Linked DNA regions of Mus musculus: region 2 is linked to region 1. Evidence: chromatin loops called from intact Hi-C (ENCODE). Cell type or tissue: left cerebral cortex. All regions are shown on one strand.

Region 1 (8,000 bases):
CGACACTAGACACTATCGCAGCAGTCAGTAGCAAGGGTCTCAGGTGGCTGCCTCCCTCTGCAATACCACAGCAGCTGCAGGGACATCTGGCTGGTTGAACAAGGATTTAACACCCCGCTTGCCAGATATAATACAGGGTTCATACACTTGTTAACATATGTAATGCATTCATTTTAACATCTTAATGATACCCTTCATGTAATTCTTCTCCAACCTAGTTACAAGAATAGTGCATTCATCAGCCAGTTAGCACTTGAATGCCACACTCCCGGCTCTTTCTGGAAATGAATAGTCCATTTCCCACTCCTGCTGGGAAGTCCTGTGGACTTCTACTTGGTAAATAGCTCAGAAATCCTATCTCCTCCTCCCGGGCCCAGGCTGCAGCATCAAGATCCCATCACTCCTCAGGAAGACAATTGCCTCTTCCTACCTAATCTCACAGTCTTTGTGCCACAGACAGATGCATGGATGGTGGCAGGAAAAAGCATCTTAAGTACAAGGGGAACTTGTCCCTCCTCTTCTTGAAATCACTTGGTGACTTCAGGAACAAGTACAGTCCTAAGGTTTATAAGGCCCCCTCACGACTGGGCCTCTGTGATATTGCAAGATAGATAGAGGGAGAGACAGACAGACAGACAGACAGACAGAGACAGAGAGACAGAGAGAGACAGAGAGAGAGAGAGAAGGAGGAGGAGGAGGGAGAGAGAGAGACAGAGAGACACAGAGAGACAGAGAGAAGAAGAAGAAAGAGGAGGAGGACGACGAGGACGAGGAGGACGAGGAGGACGAGGACGAGGAGGAAGAGGGAGAGGGAGAGAGAGAGAGAAGGAGGGAGGAAGGGAGGGAGGGAGAGGGGGGATAGGAGCATCTTCTGTTATTCATAAACCTTTTTCAACCAGACCTATTCATGCCAATGAGATAACTCAAGGGATGGGAGCTGGTTGCCAAAGCAACCAAGTACACGATTAGGAGATAGGAATTTTGCAAGGCGTATCCCACTGTCCTTCCACATCTTAAGACTTAGAAACTGTTTTGGTCAAGGGGAAAACTGGAACACTTGCTATCTGAAGTCTTTGGGTGTAGAGAAAGCAATAAGCTGTTAACTGAGCTGACTGCCTGGCTTCATAGCTCTTCCTCCCCTGTGGGCCACCTCCTCCCTCAAGGATGCTGGCAGCACTGTGGGTAGATGCCGGCAGTACTGTGTGGAGCTGCTTCTGATGGTGCCGGGTGCCAGAACCTGGCTTCCCATTCATGGGCACCATTGATACCTGCTGCTCCTTTTGCTAAACCTGAGAATCTTGAGGAGAAAAGACCAAATCCACGATTGTCCAATTAAAGCAAGCAAGCTGTAGTTTGGGATGCACCACGAACTCGTCAGCCAGATGACTCACCCTAAGTCTCAGGATTCAAGAGAGCAGCCCCTGCTGGCCTCATGAAATTCCTTTTTTTTTTTTTTTAAGAAGAGGTAAGGTGTTCACAGGGGTGAGAGTTGGCTATTATATACATTGTTAGAAAGAATGATAGGGATGGAACGAGGGTACAGTGTACATCACGTACACGGGGTTGCAGTTTACATCAGATTTAAGAAATGGGTGCTTGGTTCCAGATCCTGGGTCAAGGGACTGAGATGCTTATCTTACACACCAAAGCAGACCTGGCCTCCAGGTTCTCCCAGCATCCCTCAGTCCCTAGCTGGCATACTCTGCCCCCAACCGTGAACTTTCCAGCCCAGGGGCTGGGCTGCCCTTCCCTTAGGGGCTCTTCTCTATATAATCCACACATTTTGTTCTCCTCCCTCTCTTCTCTCTCTCTCTCTCTCTCTCTCTCTCTCTCTCTCTCTCTCTCTCTCTCTCTCCCCTTCTCTCTGTTCATGCACACTTTCTCTCTTTAGTTCCCCCCTCTCCTCTCTCTCTTCCAATGGCGACTTCCCTGGCCTCCTTCCCAGGGGCCAGAGAACTCGCCCAAGAGTAGCTTCCCAACAAACCTTTCTTTAATATAATCTAATCTGGCTGGAATTGGCTCATTTGACCAGCGGAGAAATAACTTATCAACAGAAACCTATTCTTAATTACAAATAGAAACCTTAATTTGCAAGGGCTTAACATAGGACAAACAGGAACTTATTTTTAACTGCCTTAAATGCAAAAAGAACCCTTAACATGCAAGGAATATTGTTTCTGTTTTGGTTCCCCATTGACTTGCAAGGTGTATCGTTCCTGGTTTGGTCTTGTACCTAGCCAGAATGCCCTAGTGGTACCTTCAGTGAGTCATCTTTAGGCACAAAGCTTTTTCACCTCCAAGAACTGGAAGAGCAACTACCGTGTCGCTGTACAACCCCTGCCAGAGCAGGACTTAGAATCCTTATCTCGGCTCTCCCTGACCCTAAAGCTCATACCCAGAGAGAGATGGTTATTTGTCCTTAGTTAAGATGGTGCAGGTCCTTAGGTGGAGTCCTTGAGTCCCCAAAGCTAAGACTGTAGAGCCCTCTTCTGTCACCAGAGATGCCCCTCACCTTAGCCCCGGGAGAGCTCTCAGAATGAACACAACTCCTCACCATCCCCATGAGGGAGGGATGAAGTCCAGCAGCTCAGGAAAAGAAGGAGAGGGCAAAGGCAGAAGGGGTTTCTAACCCACTGAACCTGAGGGTCGGACCTCCTCCTGCTCTCTGAGCCAATGCCATGGACGTCTTTGAAAGCTCCTGGTGAAGAACTTGGCCGTGACGGCCACATGGGTACCATTTCTTCCAGGAGTGAGCAGAAGAGACGTTCTACAACTGCTGATGTACTTTCTACACCGAGAGCCCGCCCGAGGAGCTATGCGTCCTTGTTTTCATAAAGAAGAGTGATGCTTTTCCTGGAAGGGCAATGGGTACTCTGGGAATAGAAAATTAGTTTTTATTGTTTAACCTTCATGGTTTAAATGAGGAAGCTTCTGCAGTGGTTAAAGGTCTCCTTGGGCTTTGATTTAGCAAATGCCTTATGACAGCGGTATTAGTCTTCGTAAAAGCCCAACTTTAAAGTGTCTTCTATTATGCTACGCATTTTTAAAGGGGAGGGGGGGTATGCAGGGGCTCAACGGAGGAGTGTGGCGTGCCTTTGCTTTGCTGTGTCCACAGCAACAAGAATGCCAGCCATACACTAACTAGCAGAGCTTTCTACATCACCAAACACCGCCTCCTCACAAAAGGATGGCTTTCACAGTCTCCCAGCCCTGTTCGTGATACTCTATGAGTAGGAGTCCCAGGGCAGCCAAGATGTCAGACCAGCCGCTGCAGACACTGAGGAGGACAATGGAAAGAGGCCACCAGAGAAAAGCCCCTAACAGGCTCACGGCTACAGAGAGAAAGCTGCCCTCTGGAAACAGACTATACTGGAGACCCACAACCCTAACAAATCTTATGAGTGTACAACATGACTTGCTTCTGATAAGTGACTAGCCGCATGTGCTGACTTGTTTTATGTCAACTTGACACAAGGCAGAGTCATCTGGGAGATGGGAACCTCAATTGAGAAAAAAACGCCTCCCTAAGATGGACCTACAGGCAAACCTGTAGGGCATTTTCTTAATTAGTGATCAAAGGCCCAGCCCCGTGTGGGTGGGACCATCCCTGGGCAGGTGGTCTTGGTTTCTATAGAAGGCAAGTGAAGCAAGCCATAGGGAGCAAGCCAACATAGGGAGTAAGAAGCACTCTGCTGTGTTTTTCCTATCAGCTCCTGCCTCGAGGTTCTAGCCACTTCTAATTTCCTGCCCTGACTCCCTTCCATGACGAACACTCATATGTAAGCCAAAGAAACCTTTTCCTCTCCAACTTGCTTTTGATCATGGTGTTTCATCATAGCGATGAAAACCCTGCCCATACACAACGTGACACATAATTCAGGATAGATATGGGTTAGTCACTCATTAACTTTGTGCTTCAAGTTGTATTACCACATGCCTGCCACTGGGGGCATAAATAAAAGTCACGGGTCCTTGAAAAGCTCACCTATGGTGAGCCAGGCCCAATCTGGGTGCATATACCTGGTGTACAGATAAACTCCATGTGTATCCGAGACGGCCTCCTGATTACACAGGCAGGTGGGCAAGCGTTAGTGGGAGCCTGTTTTGAGAAATGCCTGCACTTCATTTTGAGAGACAATTGGAAGAACAACTAAACAAAATGGGCCGGAAATGATAAAAGAGCACACACAAGAACCCTAATCCATCCATTTATTCATCGGGTAACATCCTGCTTGGATGTTTTGTGAGGAGGCAGAATCCACAGCTGGCCGCCAGTCAGGGAAGAGTTGGTGGGCAAGAGTTAAACCATCCTCAGGCTCCTAGCTTGGTGACGTAATGACTAAGCTGTCCACTCGAGAGGGTGGACCAGAGGTGTGGCTGAATGGGCATATGGAGAGGAGTTCGTGTTCTGGAAGAGTCTTACCCTTGGCATTTTAAATTGGTGTTTTGTTTTGTTTTGTTTTGTTTACCACAGCCATTGCTGTGATCACCACTTGGTATTCCCAAAAGGCCAAGACCAAGAACTGGAGTAGCCTCTTAATAACCAGGATGCTTCCTAGAATGGGCTTCCTCTAGACCTTGAACTTCAAGCTCAACAGGCACTCCATATCAGATCATCTCTGATATAGATGATTCTCTCCAGCTTCTAATACCACCCTTCCACCAACCAACTCCATTCTCTTTATCATATTTAATTTATTAAACAAAAAAGGGCTGTTCTGTCCATCCGTGGCTCTTAGCACTTAGGCTGGTTTGAAGACATCCTGGGGTCCATCCTTCTGGCTATCAAGGCAGAACCTCTAGCCAAGGCACTGGGAGGTCTTAAGCAAGGGCCCCAAGGTCACTGAAGATGCAGCTATTGTAAAACACAGCCCCCAGACACATATTCCCATCCATTCCACAGGTTGCCACTCTCCTCGAATTCACGAGCCAACCCACTCCTTAGCAACACAAGCTCCATTAAACCTCTGAAGTTAGCCCGTCATGAATACCCTCCTCTCGGGTGAATGCTTCTAACTCTGTTTCTTCCAAGATGCCCACTCAGAATTTTCTCTTCCATCCTGGGACACCCACAGCACAGATCAAAGCTCACCCCTGGCATCACTTACTGGTTAGTTCTGGATTGCAACCCTCCTGGCTCTGCCTTCTTCCCTGAGATTGAGCACACACCACCATCAGCCTTTGTTGAGTGAATGACAGTGATGGTTCTGTGGTTTAAATAAGAATGTCCCCCACAGTCTCCTGCATTTGAACACTTGGTGGCACTATTTGTGGTGGTCTGGAAGGGACAACCTTGCTAGAGGAAGTATTTCACTGGAGATGGGCTTCAAAGCCTCCTGCCATTCTCATCATGCATGCTCACCCCTCCGTGTGTGTGTGTGTGTGTGTGTGTGTGTGTGTGTGTTACTTATGACTCACACTGTGAGCTCTCAGCATCTGGTACACACTACCATGTCTGCAGCATGCTGCCAAGCTTCCCGGCTGTAAATCAGCCCATCATGAATGCCTGCTTCTCAGGATCTGGAAGCCCAAGCAAACCCTCTCTTCTGTAAGTTGCCTTGGTCATGATGTTTTATCACAGCAAGAGAAAAGTAAGTACAAAGCTTTGGCTCTGTAGGAAATCTCTGTGGATCTTACTCCAGATTTCCCATGAAGACAGCTTTTATACACACTAAATATGACTGAGGTTGGTTGCAATTCTCAAAACCACGGTGGCAAAGGGGGGACGGGATTCTACTGGAAAACCACTACATGACTAACATCTCGATTTGAGAATGCCAGTGACCCAAACTCAAACCTTCTGGGCTTGTGAGAAACTCTCATAGGACACATATTCTTGAACACAAAAGCAAAGAGGCAGTAAATGGAATTTAAACTTCCCCCTTGATCCTTCTTTTGTAACTAGGAAGCCTAGGAGAAATTTCATCCACATAACAACTCCAAAGTCTCCAGGCAGCTATAACCTGTCTAAGATTTCCAGTGATTTCTATTTCACTTCAGTTGAAATTTAGGGGAAAGGCTTTTTTTAAAAATTTTATTCTATCATCTATCTATCTATCTATCTATCTATCTATCTATCTATCTATTCACTTATCTTTCTATCTATTTACTTGAGACTTAGCTCTGACTGTCCTGGAACTCACTATATAGACCAGGCTTCTCCTGAGTGCTAGGATTAAAGATGTATATACAAGCCTGTCTCTAGGCTTCCTCCTTCCTTCCTTTCTTTCTTTCTTCCTTTCTTTCTTTCTTTCCTTCTTTCTTCCTTCCTTCCTTCTTTCCTTCCTTCCTTTCCTTCCTTCCTTCCTTCCTTCTTTCTTTCTTTCTTTCTTTCTTTCTTTCTTTCTTTCTTTCCTTCTTTCTTTTCTTAAACTAGGCTTCTTTCTAATAATCAACATTAGAATCCTAAAGGATCAGAGTTCCATGAGGAACAAAAAAAAGAAAACAACCACTCAAAATGAGGAACATTCTGGCTTTGAGTAAATGTTCTCAATCTATGAAATCTAGCTGAAAACAGCAGGCAGCCATCAACATTCCTGACACTTCCTCTTAAATCCACTTTTCAATCTCCCTGCCATGCTGTCTCTAGTTCCCTACATGTGAACTTTAGAAAATAAAATCCTGACCACCTAAACCTTTCAGGCTTGTGTTAATCCTTGATCCATATATGTGTGTATCTATGTGTGTATCTATGTGGGCGTGGGGAGGTAGATAGGTGTTGTATATCAAGAATCACAAGCAAATGGCAGTTCAGGTAGAAGACAGAGGTCTAGCCTCCCTTGCTGCAAGGCGTGGTCTTCTAAGTCCTGCCTGTTAGCCAACGGGATATCATTTGAAATGTAAATGAATAAAATGATTAATTAAAAAAAGCGAGTGAGGAATCTACCAGCCTCTGTATATACAAGCAGGGCAAGCATACATAGACACAATTCGTGCGCACATGTGTGTGCACACAGGCACACACATACACACAGTTCACAGTTTAAAGTCTAGCTTTGAAAAACAAGCACAGGGGCTGGAGAGATGGCTCAGCAGTTCAAAACACTGGCTGTCCTTCCAGAGGTCCCCGGTTCAACTCCTAGCACTCACAGGGCTGCTCAGAACTCCAGTTCTAGGGGCTCTTGCTCCTTCTTCCGGCCTTTGAGGCCACCAGACACACATAGACATACATGAAGACAAAACACCCATATAGATTAAATAAATAAACGGACAGACAAAGCAGCCAATAGCCCTTTGCTGTGGAGCAATGGGCTATGCATAGACAGGCTGGTCTCCAGTCGAGCTGAGGTCTGAACCCGGGGGATAATTCACCTACATGGGAAGGTAGGCGTTTCCTCACGTCTCCTGGAACCCTGGCTCCTGTCGAAGTTACTGCCCCCACAGCCCCCACAGGAGAATCGTGGCTAGTAGTCACGTAGGCAATGTCCCAAGCTTCTGACCTTCAGGCTAAACTCCTCCCAGTCACCTAGCAACAACAAGATAAAACAGCCCACTATAAGAGGGGCTGCTTGGCCCCACCTCTCTCTCTCTCTCCTCTCACTCTCCTCATCCTTTCCTAGTTCTCTCTTATTCTCTCTCCTCTCACTCTCTTACTCTACTCTCCCTCTTACTCTCTCCCTCACTTACTCTCTAAGCTTTCACCTCGCTCTCTCTAAACTTTCTTACTCTCTAGCCCTTCTTCTCTCTCTCTCCTTTCCCCCTTCTCTCATTCTTGGCCATGGCCAGTCCCTCTCTCTCTTTCTGCCTTCTCTCCTTTCTCCCTGCCTTTCTACAATAAAGCTCTAAAATCATAGACTGTCTCTGTTCATCAAGGCCCACTGTGCTTGGATGATGGGATAGGCTTTCTCCTAATGAGCCATGTCTAACCTCCCATCAGAAGGTCTTCCTGTGCTCCAGCCACAGACCGGACTAAGGACTCTCGCCTGTGTGGGAACCTCTCTCCCTCATCCCTCTCTCCCGTATCCCCGGGACCCTGGTATCGGGGGGCTGCCCCTTGTCCA
Region 2 (8,000 bases), 71 kb after region 1:
ATGCTTTTTTAAATGCTTTTTTCTCTAGCTTGTCTGCTCACAATTCACAGGTGACTACAGGGAAGGCTAAAAGTAAAGGACATTCTGTCACCAAAGCTTTTGGGATAGGTCAGATGTGTTCTTTATTGAACTTTCCCAGTGTTCCCGTGTATTCCCACACTATCACACAATTTTAAATGACAGCCCTCAAGGATTCTTAAGGAGTAATTTTGTTTAATCATACATCTTAAAATATGATTGCAAAGGAAAATGAATCATCAGAAATATTTAGGAAAATGCATAAAGATTTATTAACATGGGTTGTCGTTGAACCAACTTAAATTTCAAAGCTATGAACACTATTCATAGTGATATAACATGTCTGTTGATATGTTTTATGAATATATCTATTCTGTGAATCATTTAAATATACCTTGAGGATATGTTATTGTGGTCAGAGTACATTAGGAGGAAAACTGTAAGGTTACGAAATACATATATGACAATCTCACTTTTATTTATTTATTCAGTACTTTAGTTAGGGGAAAAGAATTCTAACCTGCTGGTGTTATAATTATTTCATTCAAAGTAATTCTAATCTTTTTTCTGCATTATTCAAATATTTTCATTATTATATATGATATTGAGACTGGGGGAAGGTGAATCTTTTTCACTCTTATGTCGAACAAGCTACTACCCTATTGCCCAAAGAAGTGGTATATTTTGTACTGCTGAGGAGAGAGAACAATGTTGTATATGCAGTCCTCTGGGAGCTAGGGCTTCCACGCTTGATAGAAGAAACTGAAATGTCTCTGGTTTCCAGATTCTGGCTGAAGTATGCGAGCATGCGTTCCAGCTCCTTATGTTTCAAGCTCTTTGTCTCCTAAGTCTCTTGAATAGAAGCCCATTGACCCTTTTCCTTCATGAAGGAAGAAAAAAGACACACATAGCTGGGTCTGCCCACTTCATTCAAGCACTGATTGTCTACCCCTGAGGTTTTATTAAAGGCCATTGTCGCACCTACCTGCTGCCATGAAAGGGTAGCCTAGACCAGTACCAATGCCTTCCAGACAAGATCCACAATTTGGAAATGAGTTTAGAATCCACAGTCCCCTGCTCCTCCCATGCTTCACATTTCCACTTTCACTCCCATAAGGAAACTAGGGCATGTTTGAGTGAGAAAATGTCCTAGTGGTCATTCCCTATGATACGGAACCCAGGTCTCCTTACCTGGCACTAACTTGAACTTTGGTGCATGCAGATATATACATGCCCCCCCCCCTAGATCTCATTTGGCTACCTATTCTGCAACCAACAATGTCCAAATATAATGGTGTGACTGCAGTGTTCCTATCCTGGGGAATTAGAATCTAGAGAAATATATAACAATGCACGAGTGTGCACTTACTGCTGGTAACAACATAACAGTAATTCTTGGGAACTTATTTTTAAGGCACAGATAAGTAGGGTGGCCAAACTCATCTTCATCCCTGTGCAAAGTTAACGTTTGAAACATTAATGCGTTCTCCCTAAATCTCAAATGTTGTAAGGTATTGGGGCTTAAATAATGTAGTTCTTTAGCAATACAATTATCAGACATTCCCTTTTTCGAAGAATATGAAGTTTAATGAATCATTAAGTTTACTACCATTTAACACCAAGGAACCTAAGATTAGTCCAATTTACCCAAATATCTAGTGTAGTAAACTTACTAGTTTTATGAAAGTGGAAAACATAAGGCTACCAGAAACAAATTTAACCACACTTTTAAAATTACAGGATAATTGCTAATTTTGTGGTCATCCATTCCCAAGCCATAAACTCCAACACAGGAAACTATGAGAAATATAACCACTGGTAAAATTAAACCTGCAATTACAGCAACATTTTCTAGGATATGTTGATTTTTCTCTATTTTGAAACATGCACACAAATATATAAAAATTCTCATTTATTTCTCAAATTTTGGCCTTGTCAGTTCAGTCTGTTATATCATAATAGCTTTAATCAATTTAAGATCCCACTTACAGCCCTTCTTGTTAGCTGACTTTTTAAATTGCCAACTAATCCAAAGATATTAATATACCCAATAATCCTACCCTTGAAGTCACTAGGCAGAAATAAAGAAGCAAGTATGTAGCAAATCTGTATTTTATGCTCAAACTACCATCGGTTTAAGCAGTGACTGTGTTTGCCATGCAGCCTGACAGACTGCACATCTGTACTAGAGTATGACATCTGCTCTAGAACTCTCTCGGGTGCTACTTGCTTCTCAGCCACTACCCTCGAGTTTTTCCACTTGTGAAGAAAGGCATCCTAGGTCTCATTACACCATAATCTAAAACTATTCAAGCAGCTCCACAATTTTCCTCACTACTTGAAGCTTCCAAGATCTTCCTTCCATCACTATGACCTAGAGTTTTTGATCTTCTTTCTTCATCATGACCTTAGCAAACCATGTATTTTATCTGATTCGCATGTGTGCATTGTGTTCCTTCTCTGGGTCTGCAGTGCTTGTCTTGAAGCATCACTTCCACTGACTGGAGCCCTGTCTGATTCTAATGGCACCATACCATATCTAGTATGCCACAGCTGCATCCACAGACTGGAAGTAGGGATAAGGCTAACACTGTAATAATTCGGGTTTTCCATATAACTATCTGTATACAAACCCATAATCTACGTGTGGTTCTAGTGTTTCAAACATTACAGTGTGCTTTTGTAATGAAGAGGGAAAGATGGAAGGAAGCAGAAGATGAGGATAAAGAGGATCAAATAGGGAAAACCAGAGGTTAAACTCTAGTAGCAAAGATGTACTGAGATGAAATCTGATGGTGGCACTTGCTATGTGGCCCAACTGTATTGAACAATTCCAATGTACTAAATTGTGTGATGTATGCTACATGCTCCCTAGTGAGCAAAATGACACCTGAGCTCAGCTTTCTCCAGACTGCAATTTAGTTAAGGAGAAAGGTGAGGGGACAGAGAAGGACATACTCAGTGGGGCCTTTGTGGGAGAGGTGATATCTGAGGTTCACTCTGAAGGACAGGCTAATGTTAACACAAAGGTGGCATCCCGAGCAAAGGAATTGGCGTGTGCAAAAGTTCCATCTCACAGGAAAGACCAAGTCTATTAAAATAATAAGAAGGTAGACCCTAGCCAGGCCATGGTGGTGCACACTTTTAATCCCAGCACTTGGGAGTCAGCGGCAGGTGGATTTCTGAGTTCAAGGCCAACCTGGTCTACAGAGTGAGTTCCAGGACAGCTAGCGCTACACAGAGAAACCCTGTCTCAAAAAAACAAAACAAAACAAAAAAGGTAGACCCTAAGACAGTTTCTAGCACAAGGTAACAGCTAATAATGTCGACGATGGTGAAGGTGGTAGTCAGATTGGTCGCAATGGAAGACAATACATTTTTCTATTGGTTTTTAATTACATTTTAAAAAACTACTTTCTTAGACTTATTTCTTTTGTTTTATGTGTATGAGTGTTTTGCTTGCATGGATGTATAAACACCAGGTTCATGCCTGGTGCCTGAGGAGGTCACAAGATGGATTTGGATGCCCAGGACTGGAGTTATGGATGGTTGTAAGCTACGATATGGGCGCCGGGTCCTCAGCAACAGCAGCAAGATCTCTCTACCTCTTGATTGCATCTTTTTAGCCAACCATAAAGCTGATTAGCAGAAACTTATTTTTCCCCACCTTCCGGTGTATCCCTTGATGAAAACACTTTTTTAAAGTCCAGTTCCTTAAGGACAAGCAAGAAAAGAGCAAAAGAACCAAACGTCTGGGTTCCGAACATCTGACTCATTTCCCTTTTATTTGTGATTTTTTTTTTAAGCAGTACTAGAGGGCTAGTGACTGAACCGTTATAAATGGGAAAAGAAAACAGGATGACTCACTGCACTCCTGTGCTGCCCTAGCTCTTAGGATATAAAATTCTAAGTAGTAAAAGCGTTCAAGATAACCTGCAGAATAGCTCCAGTTTCTCCAGTGCAGTAGCAGAAAAAAGAAAATGTTACTTTTCCAAAGAGAAAAACATCTCCCAGATCACACCCCTTTCAGGCATGACTTTTGAACACTGTCTGCTAATAATAGGGTTGTTTTTCAAAACAGTGTTTTGGAGACTGACATCCATGAGGTTTTTCTTGTTCACCTTGAAGTACATCTGAAATGCCATGCAAATAAATATCATTTTCATGGAGGATTATGTCCCTATCCATGACCATCTCCTGTCTCCTGTACAAATACCAAGGTTCAAAGGATGAGATAAATCTAACAGTTATAAGCACTAGATTCCTACACTCAAAAGATTTCCATAAAAGATGAATGCAGAAATAAAAAAAAAAGCATACAGAAAGATGTGGTTGTTAGCTCTGGTTTCTTTACGTTTACGGGTTGTTTGCTATTGAATATAACATGAGTTGTTTATTCAATACATCTTTCCAGTGGGATAGAACCAAAAAAAAAAAAAAAAAAAAACAGAAAACAATGGATGGAAGCATGGTCCAAAGAAAATGCCATCCATCTCCTCCCAACACCTGGGAAACAAACAGGCTCTCCAGTGGGAGGACTCAGGCATGGGGGTTCCTCCACCCACATTCTGAATATCCTCAAAACTGTGTGTTTCCATGCCTGCTAAGCCGCCACACCCACCCACTGCATGGATAGGAGCTACAGCCTCCTTAAGATTTCCAGTAGCGTCCATAACCATCGAACGGGTGGTAAAACACATTTACCCAGCACAGTCTTCTGTTGTCCTGTCACGTAGTAATGGACACAAAAATCCCTGGAAGTTCCTTAAAAGCAGGGAGGGGCTGGACCTTTTAAATAAAAACTTTGTTTTATTGTTCATAATTAAGCCTGAGAAATCAAAGTCTATAATAATATAGACCTTAATAATTAACATTAATATATATGGATATGAAGCAGGGTAGTTGAATGATCACTTGGTTCAATCATAAAATATCATCAAGAACATACAACATATTGGGATATATGACATTATTCAAAATCTTTTCATTGTTATTTTAAAAACTTCAAAACCTCAGGGTGTGAGTGGACTGTTATGTGGCATCCTTACAAAACTCTCTTAAGCTGAGATGCAGGCAGATATTTGAATGCTGAAAAGCAGTCTCCTTATTTGCTAATACTGTTTTGCAGTTATGGTCTGTGTTTTGTTTTGTTTTGGCTTTGGGTTTTTATTTTTGATTTGTTTTTTGTTTTGTTTTGTTTTGTGTTTTGTTTTGTTTTTTTGTGGGGTGTTAGTTATTAGCATCTTCTCCCTCAACTATTCCTAGCTCATTTTATTCAGGGATTATCCCTCCTCCAAAGGTTACAACTCTAACTTTAACTTTCCTTAAATGCAGGACCCTTTGGATAATAACTGATTAGATGTCTAACTACAACCAGAAATGTAGATCAGAGAATCAAACTGGTAGCTCTGAATCAAATACTTTTACCTGCCTGATCTGCTTTATTTTGTTCTAAAGTGACATTCACTCACTCCTAAGGACAAAATGAATGTTGTGAATACACCCTCTGTAAATGTAAAACATGGGACTAGAGAGATGACTCAGCAGTTAAGGGCAATTGCTGCTCCAGCAGAGGACTCAGGTTTGGTTACCCAAATCTACAGGAGCTTACCATTGTCTGTAACTCCAGTTTCAAGAGATCCAATGGCCTCTTCTGTTCTCTGTGCCACCATGCATGCACATGGGACATATATATGCAGGCAAACACACACACACACACACACACACACACACACACACACACACACACACACATTCCACTAAGGTTACATTAAGTATATGATGTATGTTTTTAAATGTACATTTAGAAAACTGAAAGATACGCTTTTTAAATGGTAGAAAGAGAAAGAAATAGAGAAAAGGAAAGGGAAGGTAACAAGGTTTGGTAGAAGAGGGAGAGAAAGATAGAAAGGAGGAGGAGGAGGAAGAGGAGGGGGAGGTGGGAGGGGGAGGGGGAGGGTGGGAAGAACACTGTGGCAGCCTGCTGACTTCAGGTATGCTTTTCAGTAGAATGTGATTCTTCTGAGCCAGGTATATATCCTATTTCAGATGGGAAGAGAAGCAGCTGCAGGATGAAGAGGCATCTTGTGTGTGTGTGTGTGTGTGTGTGTAGTCCTGTGTGTAATGTAGAGAGGGAGGGAAACTGAGGCTCCTTACTAGTCAATGAGGCTCTTGCAGACCAGGTTAGTAAATTTCACTCTTCAACAGGAAGTCCCTTGGAGTGAAGATTATCAGGAAACAACTTTTAAAAGCCCTGCTTCCAAAGCTTTCAGGTTGAAGTCATCCATCAGCGTCCCATGGGGTTCGCAGCATCCTTGACTGTGAACCAAGCACTCAGAAAAAAACTTTCTGTGTCTTTTTCTGTAACCTAATATACAAAAGGTGTAGAGGTAGCTTGAGTAGGTTGATAGAAATAGAAAATTTGCTACATTTTAACTTTAGGAAGAGAAGACAATAGATTGGAATACAGTTAAGAAAGTGAAAGTGATACTTTATAGCAATAGATAATAAAATAGAAGCTACAGGGCAGGCCTGGTGCTCAAGAGTCATTGGCTAACAGGCAACTGTCTCCATGAGTTTTGCTTTTGTCTTGTTTGTGTGTATACTTTTTGTTTTTTAAAAAGAGAAAGGTCAAAAAGAACATGAGGCTAGGTAAGGACAGAGATGGGAGAGGATCTGGGGAGAGTTGGGGGGACGGAAGGATCATGATCAAAATATATTGTATGGAAAACATTTTAAACTAAACACAGAGCCTGAACCCACTGCACCCACACCATGGGGAGAGGACTGTGTGTACCTATTTCTTGTTGACTTTGACATTGTTATGCAAAAGTCATCCCCACTCTGTTTCACTGGCATTGCAACATGAAAATGATTTTTCAGAGGCTAGAGACACAGCTTGGTGGTTAAAAGCTTCTTGCTCTTCCAGAGGACTAGAGTTTGATTCCCATGCAATCACATTGAGTGGATCACAACCACCTGTAACTCCAGTTTCAAGGGATACGATGCCATCTTCTGGCCTCAATAGGCACCCATACAAGTGTGGCATGTGCTCACAGACAGAGAGACAGACCGACAGACACACACACACGTGTACACACACACACACACACACACACATGCATGCACATAATAAAAACAAATCTGTTTTTTTTCTAAGCCCATTTTTAGAAGTTGTTTCCTTATGGAATGCCAGTACTCGAGGCCTGACCATATAACCAGTCTTGATCTCAATTTTTCTTCTCTTTAGCCCAATTCTATTGTTCTTCTATGGTCCTCTGTTTCATCTGTTCTTGGTCCATGGCAGCGTGGATAGTATGTGTATTAAAATGTATCCAGTGTTATCACTAGGCTGGTTTGCTTAGGTCTCCTTGCAGTTGCATGATAGTATTTATATTCCCCTAGTCTCATTGATATGTGAACATGCCAATCACATAGAACACTGGAAACACTCCCCAGCAGGAAACACCCACCATTTGGGACCTATGAATCTATTCACCATTTCAGCACAAAACAGTGTATACAAAACACATTATGGTGTCCTACAGATAACAGAACAGCAATGACATTGACCTTGCCTCAGAGACACAAGTTGGCATGAAATGCATCTTTTTCTCTTCTTGAAGGAAGTGACCCTTCAGGTCAACCTGAGTGGTAAAAAGAGGCAGCTTTGGAAAGATCTAGAAGAAGAGCATTCTAGATCAAGAGACCATCAATGTACTTGATATCAGAATGCTTCTAACAAAGCTGTGAGAGACCAGACACTATTGTAGGATCTCTGGGCACAGAGGACAAACACTGTGCTTTAAGCAGGAGAGTGAGATGGTGTGAGCCATTCTAAAAGTGTGCCCTGACTGCTGTGGGGATCTAGAGAAGTGGGAAGGGGACAGGACCCAGTCAGGGACTATTGCATCACTGCAGGCAAGGGGTAATCACACTGGGGATGTAAGAAAAAGTCAATCCAGGACATGTTTTGGGGTTAG

Evidence for each region. Peaks named below come from ENCODE experiments on the same cell type or tissue, not always from the same donor. Only the 100,000 strongest peaks of a DNase experiment are listed, where the experiment ranks them.
Region 2: a loop joins it to region 1, with 2.4 times the contacts of the local background. A loop is called at or near these places in 2 of 42 quality-filtered maps.

Annotation. Positions count from the first base shown.
Region 1 is chr14:78,288,938-78,296,937 of GRCm38, forward strand. All of the region lies in intron 2 of Tnfsf11 (tumor necrosis factor (ligand) superfamily, member 11), which reads right to left. Among named protein-coding and RNA genes, the nearest start is that of Tnfsf11, 15 kb to the right of the region's middle. In left cerebral cortex, CTCF peaks have their summits at 1,456 (motif pointing left) and 3,938; a DNase peak (open chromatin) is centred at 1,233.
Region 2 is chr14:78,359,470-78,367,469 of GRCm38, forward strand. No RefSeq gene overlaps it. Among named protein-coding and RNA genes, the nearest start is that of Gm30662, 31 kb to the left of the region's middle. In left cerebral cortex, no CTCF peak of the experiment used is centred here; DNase peaks (open chromatin) are centred at 3,881 and 5,625.